3 separate regions of the Homo sapiens genome follow, and regions 1 and 3 are each linked to region 2. The links are chromatin loops, found by intact Hi-C in ENCODE. Cell type or tissue: CD14-positive monocyte. All regions are shown on one strand.

Region 1 (2,500 bases), 82 kb after region 2:
GTTTCTGATGTTAATTTGTTTTTTAGCAATACTATTTCCAACATCCAAATGGTATTGGAAATCCCAGCTTGAGTTTGACAGATAACTTATAAAACAAGAAAAAAAAAGATTCAATCTTTCCACTCCAGGTCTAACAGGTCCCCAGATTCCATCTATTCCAACTCCTAAATGTTTATTTTGTCTTTATACTGCTGCCTCGCTCCACCTGCACTGCTTTAATTCAGCGTTCAATTATCTGTTCACTGGTCTTCCCTCCTCTGATTTGGTTTGAACAAGAGGATCCTTCATACTATCTTCCAGGTGCCAGAAAACAAAATGGTACCCAGAAGCCTTATGGCTGAGGGAAGGGCAGGAATGTTGGAGAAGAAGCAAGGCAGAGGGTGGAATTGAATAGGGGCTTTGGGAAAGCTTGATGAAGGTCTCCTATGCTTGCTCTGGGATTCTTAGGCCCAAGATATAGTTGTGAGTAAACTGGATTGTTCTCAATGCCATTGGTATTTCTCTATGTTCATTTCTTCAGTGTGTTAGTAAAGCCTTTTAGAAAGTATTGGCCCATTTCAAGTATGTTCAAGAGAAACAGGGCCATATGTGCTGGTGGCCACAGAAATCAAAAGCAGAGAACTTCAAGGAGGACAGGAGACTTGGAAGGGTAGAACTAAAGCTCAAAGATGCAGCCCAGTCAGCTCCTAGCATCCAACCACCCTTCACAATTTTCTCCCAAGTCACTGCTTTTCTGTCTGACCCAAAGAGGATTCTACCCCGTGTGTATTAAGGGAGTGATTTTCTTTGTGTTTGTATCCTCACATTTTTCTCTGCCAGAGAGTTGGTGATAGTGAATGGTCACCTGGGAGGATAAAGGTGACAATTTTAGGCCAGCTTAGTTCTTTGTAAAAGGTCTCTAAGAGCCTTTCACCTCTCTGAAAGTGCCTTTTATCAAGACTCCAGATAGGATAGCCTCCAGTGAGAGATTTCCCATCGATTACACACTTGTCAGGGGAAGCACAGGGCCAGCTTAGAGATTTCCATCTTAAACTTTCAAAGGAAGCTGCTTGCTAAAGGTTCTGGAGCTGGAGGAGCCACTAAAAATCAAACAAGTAAGCAGAAACCAAGTTTGACTTTTGGCCCTAGGGGTTGGAGAGATGGAGATGAAAGCTGACAGGCTCCTGCGTGACAGGGCCTCTGTGGAGCCCAAGAGGGTGACTCACAAATCTGAGTGGCACTTCCTCTCCGTGAGTCATCCTGTGAGCAAAGCCTGAACACCCCTGCCCAGCCCCTCAGTGTGAACTCTCCTGGCCTGCTGACCCGGATATTTGCAGGCAGGCCCTGCTACCCTCAACACAGGACACATCCTTGAGGGGTACAGCCTCACTCTCAAAGACAACCAAGGCCTCAGCCCAGCAGATACTTGCTATGGCTAAAAAAGCAGGGGACATTTTATCATAGGGGGGCCATGGGGATGAGCTCTGTTCCTAGGTTATCTTGTAGTCCTGGATCTGCTGTTGACAAACTGAGTGAACTTGAACTTCAGTACGTCACTTAGTCTTAGTGTTTGGGGGCCAGAGTTTCCCAAACTATAAAATAAAAAGAGTACATTGTTTTGTGGAAGAGAGGATATGTACACAGCCATGATGTTAGACATTGACAATAATTTGTGGGGAGTGCAGATCAAGCGTAGGTTAATAACACAGAGAGGAAGTGATATTTGAACCGGGTCTTGAAAGAACAAAGAATTTTCCATTCAGGCAAGAGAGAAGAATATTTCATGCTAGGCAATATATTCCTAAAGCACTGAAGGCAGAAGAGGCAGGGGAGAGATAACGAAGCCAGTATGTGGGAGGAGCAGTGGATTCAAGAGCATGAGAGAGGGAGAGAAGCATAGAGGTGTTTTAGATGCAGGATCAGTAGGTGATGTCCACTGTAGGAACGCACTTCCCGCATTCTACAGAGGATGGCCTGCTGGCTCCTGGGTTGGGTGACTGGGCACCTGATGATTTAATTAAATAAAACACCCAAAGCAGAAGGGGGGTGGGAAATGATGAATCGAATTTCTGACCTATTGAAATGGAAGCATCCATGTTCAACCAACTGACGTGTCCATGAGCTGAATAAACCAGTCTCATGCCCAGAGGAGTGCTTGAAGCTAGAAACACAGATCTGGTGTCATCAGCTGACATTGCTCTAGATCGTTTCGAAGTTCTTTTTTAATTCAAAGTCAAAGGATTTGTGATTCTAAATTTTGTAAAAGGAAAAATTCAAAAATAAATCTTTTTTTCTTCTCATTCTAATGAGACACTTAGTATGTTATCCCCTGCTTCTCTTTCAGTAATGTTTATGTGTCACCATAGGGTGTTTGCAGGATTTATGCTACCAAATTTTGTTTTATTGAGTTTCTGTTGGCTATTCATAGTGGTATTTTAGTCAACATAGAATGGCCTCAGCCCAGAGAATTAAACAGTAGACTGACATCAATGAATCCTTAAAAAAGGCTTTGGAAAAGACT
Region 2 (2,500 bases):
GATGTTGGGGAGAGGAAGGAAAAACTAACAAACAGGGGGATTTGACCAACACATATGCCAGGCACTGACCTAGGCTCTGTGAGCTCAGCAGTGAACCAAACAGATACAGCCACTGTGTTCATGAAGCTCAGAATCTCATGGGAAGGCAGGCACTTAGTCAATAAGTACGAAGCCAAAGCATGCACAAGCATGTGATGTGTTGCAGAGGAAAGGCTGCAGTGCTTTGGATGGAAAGAGTGGAGAAGCTCACTGACACTGTGGTGGTAGTCAGGGAAGGCTTCCCAGAGGAGGTGAGGCAGTCACAGAGACCTGTCAGAGGAGTGGGGGTGGGGGCAGGGCTGGCACTGAGGTTGGACCCAAAGGTTACAGGAAAGCTGGAAAGAAGATCATGACAAAGGTTCTGTTTTACTTCCTTTGTTGTGAAGTGAACTTCCTCAAAAAGCACCTTGAAAAAAAGAAAATGGTTTCAGGAGCTGTTATTTTTTGCCTCCTTGGCCTCAAAACTGAGCTGAACGGAGGAAGTTTAATGTGAAACTTTTGATGCACTGTGCGTTAATTAATTAATTAACGCACAGTGCATCGAATGTCAAAGGAATTTAATGGAGAAGCAAAGGCGCCCTTGAATGGACACCAAGCCTTTTGTTCTGCTCATGAAGCATGCCCACTTGCAGAAGCCCTCAGGGATTTAGGAACCTGCCTTCTGTCCCATTAGATGCTATTAGGGTGAATCCGAAGGATGTGAGAGTGAGTGGGCTAAGTAGCTAAGCTATTTAGAGTGAGTGAGTTAAATAGCTAAGCAGTACTCCATTGCCATTCTCTTCCCTCTCTACTCACACCCCTGCCTGGGCTTCTCACAGCTCTGAGAAGCTCTGGAGTACTCCTTTTCCTCCTCACTTGAGACTATCTCAAGAAATCATGGTGTAGAGACACTAGCAGCGTAATCTGTGGACTCTTACATTGTCTTGGTGTTTTTTTCCTTATTAATTCCATGGCCACAGTTTTCTCACCTGTAGCATGGCGGATGATACTGCCTTCTTCATAAGATTAGTCCTTTGAATTTTTTAGAATTTGCATTTCATAGATGCAACAACAGGACCCAAAAATTTAAGTGATTTGTGCAAAGTTACACAGCTAGTAACAGCAATCAGAAATGGAGCTCAGGTCTTCTGTTTCTAAATCCAGTGTTCTTTCCACCAGCAAAGCTTCCCAGCCATGGCATATCGATGGGTCCTCAGTATCCAAAATGTCAGTGTCCTGGGATGACCAGGTAAGGCCTGGGGCTGCAAGGAAAAAGGTTGAGAGGCCCAGAATATAGGACCCTGTAGTTAAAAAAAAATTTGGATGTGCTAATGTTGCTATCACATCATTGAGCATAGGTTTAATTTTTTTATTATTATTTTTGTTTCAGGTTATTTGTTGGAAGCAGAATTATCTACTAGAATTGGCCTAGGAGTGTCACAGCTAGTAGTGTGTGTTAAATGGCACAGCTGTGGTATCATTAGAGCTCTACTTCCCTTCCTGCTGGGCAGCTCAGCGTCATGTGTTCCTGATCTCAGCCCTAGACTCCTGGGGTCACTGTCTAGTCATACTGTCTTTCTTAGTGTCAGAGTCAGCTTATGACACAGTCTCAAGGAGTCACTGCCACCTCTCTTATTTCCATGTCCCCAATTTCAAATTTATTTTATTTTATTTTATTTTTATTTATTTATTTTGAGATGGAGTCTCACTCTTGTTGCCCAGGAAGGAGTGCAATGGCATGACTTCGGCTCACTGCGACCTCTGCCTCCCGGATTCAAGCAATTCTCCTGCCTCGGCCTCCCGAGTAGTTGTAGTTGGGATTACAGGCATGCATCACCACACCTGGCTAATTTTGTATTTTCAGTAGAAACGAAGTTTCACCATGTTGGTGAGACAGATCTCGAACTCCAGACCTCAGGTGATCCACCCGCCTCGGCCTCCCAAAGTGCTGGGATTACAGGCGTGAGCCACCGCGCCCGGCCCCAATTTCAAATTTATCAGAAAGAGCTGCTTAGCTTTCAGTGTCCTAGCATGGACCCTGTTACATATAATGGTCTTTAGGCCACACTCCTTTTAGTTAGAAAACATGAGTGAGTGAGTTGGTATATTCTTCTTCTTCTTCTTTTTTTTTTTTTTTTTTTTGCTTATTCACTGTTAATTCCTCTTAAAAAATCAAAGGGTAGGAGAACTTTAAGCATTTCGAAAGAGACAGCTAATCAATACACATTATTCTCCAAACATTCTAGCAAATTCAAGGAAATTATAAAGTGCCTCCTAAAGACCTCTTCAGATATCTGTGTGCCTGCCCTTCAGAGAGAAAGTTTCCTCTTGGCACATAAAGAAGTCAAATTAGGCCCAGAAGAGACTATCCTTGTTGGAGTGTGAATGTCAAAGAAACTATCTTCAGTAAAAGAGCTTTCTCTCTCAGCATGCTCTGGAGAGAAGAATAACTTTGGTTATTGGTGATGCCTGTGAAATGCGT
Region 3 (2,500 bases), 140 kb before region 2:
CTGGAATCTCTCTGCCTCAACAATGTACACTAGAGTATTGAAAACAATTATGATTTATCTTGCCAGAAGATACTTTTCTTTTCCCACCTTGATAACCCTTGGTGTTAAAGTGAGAGACAATATGGTATAGTGGAGAGTGTTTTAGACTCAGATTTGCATTTAGGCTTCATAAGAGTGGGAAATCATTCCTTTTTCATACAGCTAGTATGATAATTAAGTCAGTTAACACCTATGGTAGCTTTTTTTTTTAAGTACTAGCAATATAAGCCATTATTATTTCTTAGGCTGATGCAACAAATAATCCAGAAATATCTGACTCTAGTCTTTCTTGATGTAGTTAAATATTTATTTTGTTTTCCATGGTGTTTGCCCTTTAAGCAATAACAATAAAAGAAAAAGAGATAATTATCTTTAAGAGAAATTAGCATCCAAAACGCCTCAGCTACTATATCTTTTGTCACTTAGCTAGTGCATGGCTTACAGTGGATGTTCAATACATGTTGAGCATCCACTGTTGAATGAGGAATGAATGGAATAGATTTATCCCACCCTTAAGATAGAAGGATAGTCATGGTGACTTTTTAGCAGAGAGAACCACAATTCGCTGACCACTCTTAAAAAGCATCTGTGAAGCCGTGATCAACTAGGGCTAGGGCTCTCCATACACTGTGTATGATATATGTTATTAGGTTTCAGATTGGCTTGTATTAGTTCTAACCAATCGGTACATTTTAATTAATGAAGTTTAACATTTGTTGAGTACTTTGTAGTTCATGAAGCACTTTCGTGTCAATATGTCCTAGAATATTATGGAGTCTTACTGATCCTATATAACATAGATGAGGAAATAAAATTTAAAGAAATTAAGTAACTTGTTTAAGGTAACATAGAAAGCGAGAAGCAGAATCTTGCTGTGAACTCAGGTCATCTGGGTCCAAGCTCAGGGCACCATGACCTGAGACTCCTGCCCTGGCCGCTGCTACTGTGGTGCTTAAGCGTTTTGCCTCTGAGTTTCTGCAGTGCCTAGGATGAGATACTGGGAGGCAATTTGGTTTTGGAGGTGCGGAGGGGGAAGCTGGCTGTTCCACAGTTGCTTGCTGAGCCATCTGCTCTCTCTTCCTCTTCAGAAATGATGCATTTGTTACTGTGGGCTGCTTTTGCTGAATACTTGGATTATGTCACTTTCTCTGTTTGTCACATGTGGGGCATTTGGTGACATGCAACTCAGCCTACATTGGTTTTCCTACGTAATGTGATGGGTACAGGCACATTTGCTTTCATTTCAATGTCTGAACAATTTTAATGCCATTTAGACAAGAGTCACATGTCTGTGCAACAATAGAAGACTTCTCACTTTCAACTTCCTTTTTTTGTACAGTGCTAATAGAAATTGGGGGGAAAATTACATACACACATGTGCACACACATACGACACAAACAAACCAAAGGATCCTATCGATTAAGTTGGACACTGGTCAACTGTGTCATGGAGTTTTGTACTAGTAGCAGTACTTGTGTGTGCAGGTTTATCTGTTACAATTTAGTATCCAAATCTGTTCATGTTTAGTAATAATTATTAACAATTATCCTGGAATAATTTGTAAGTGAACCGGTGGTTGCAAGGCTTATGTGTGGGTGGGAGAATTAATTTTTATCTCTGTGGGAATATTTGGTAAGATGATTAGGAAGCAACAGACTTAGGTTAGTGCTGCTGCTGATTTGCTTTATGGCCTTGGGGAAGTGATTTCACCTCTTTAGGCCCAGTTATTCTGTCTATAAAATGATGAGTACAAAAGGTCTCTGATAATTCCAGCTCTGTGGATCTATAATTAATTGACCTTGTAATATATAGGAATTAGAGAAGACATACATGGGGTATATTTTCTGAGAATAGAGAAATGGCTTCAAACATTCTGTTTTTTTCTTTGTGAGTAGAAAGAAGAATTATAGGAGAGGTGTCAGGTTGCGCAGATATCTCTGAGCGTGGCTAGGGTATGGAGCTTATTGTTTAGATATAATGTCTATATAAGCAACATTTTGTCAAACAAAAGACTGAAAAATTCTTTTTTTTTCATTCATTTTCATTTCTGAGAATGTTGAGTGCCTTCATGGTTTATTAGGGTATTTAGAATCCCACAAAACTTGATGGGTGGTAACTTATCTCAAGTTGGATTTATTAAGTTCTTCGCTGTTCAAATATATAGTGAGTGCTTACTATGCACCAACCACTGTACTTGATGCTGGAGGTTCAAGGGTGAATTTAATTCATTATTTGACCTCAAGGGATTCCTAATCTGATGACAAAGGCAGGTCTGTAAACAGTACAAGTGCAATAACAAGAAGAATGTACAAATTAACATGGTTGGCAAGGAAGAAGGAGGAAGCAACCTGCTGGGAAAGACTGATGAAGAAAAGATAACACAAAGTAGATCTTAAATGATGGGAAGATTATTTCCAGGTGGAAGTAGTATACGAAGGACAGGCTAAGCCAAAGGAACAA

The links. Hi-C counts contacts between places; a loop is a spot of excess contacts. Peaks named below come from ENCODE experiments on the same cell type or tissue, not always from the same donor. Only the 100,000 strongest peaks of a DNase experiment are listed, where the experiment ranks them.
Region 1: a loop joins it to region 2, with 3 times the contacts of the local background. A loop is called at or near these places in 1 of 110 quality-filtered maps.
Region 3: a loop joins it to region 2, with 2.2 times the contacts of the local background. A loop is called at or near these places in 1 of 110 quality-filtered maps.

Annotation. Positions count from the first base shown.
Region 1 is chr9:99,432,474-99,434,973 of GRCh38, reverse strand. The region is part of intron 2 of LOC107987011 (a long non-coding RNA gene); the gene reads left to right. Among named protein-coding and RNA genes, the nearest start is that of NAMA, 58 kb to the right of the region's middle. RefSeq lists enhancers at 1,110-1,189, 1,200-1,319, 628-1,827. In CD14-positive monocyte, no CTCF peak of the experiment used is centred here; a DNase peak (open chromatin) is centred at 1,213; H3K27ac peaks cover 1,636 bases.
Region 2 is chr9:99,514,334-99,516,833 of GRCh38, reverse strand. No RefSeq gene overlaps it. Among named protein-coding and RNA genes, the nearest start is that of NAMA, 140 kb to the right of the region's middle. RefSeq lists an enhancer at 500-559. In CD14-positive monocyte, no CTCF peak of the experiment used is centred here; DNase peaks (open chromatin) are centred at 393 and 1,553; H3K27ac peaks cover 387 bases.
Region 3 is chr9:99,659,105-99,661,604 of GRCh38, reverse strand. The region is part of intron 3 of LOC101928438 (a long non-coding RNA gene); the gene reads left to right. Among named protein-coding and RNA genes, the nearest start is that of NR4A3, 160 kb to the left of the region's middle. In CD14-positive monocyte, no CTCF peak of the experiment used is centred here; a DNase peak (open chromatin) is centred at 1,214; H3K4me3 peaks cover 797 bases; H3K27ac peaks cover 1,598 bases.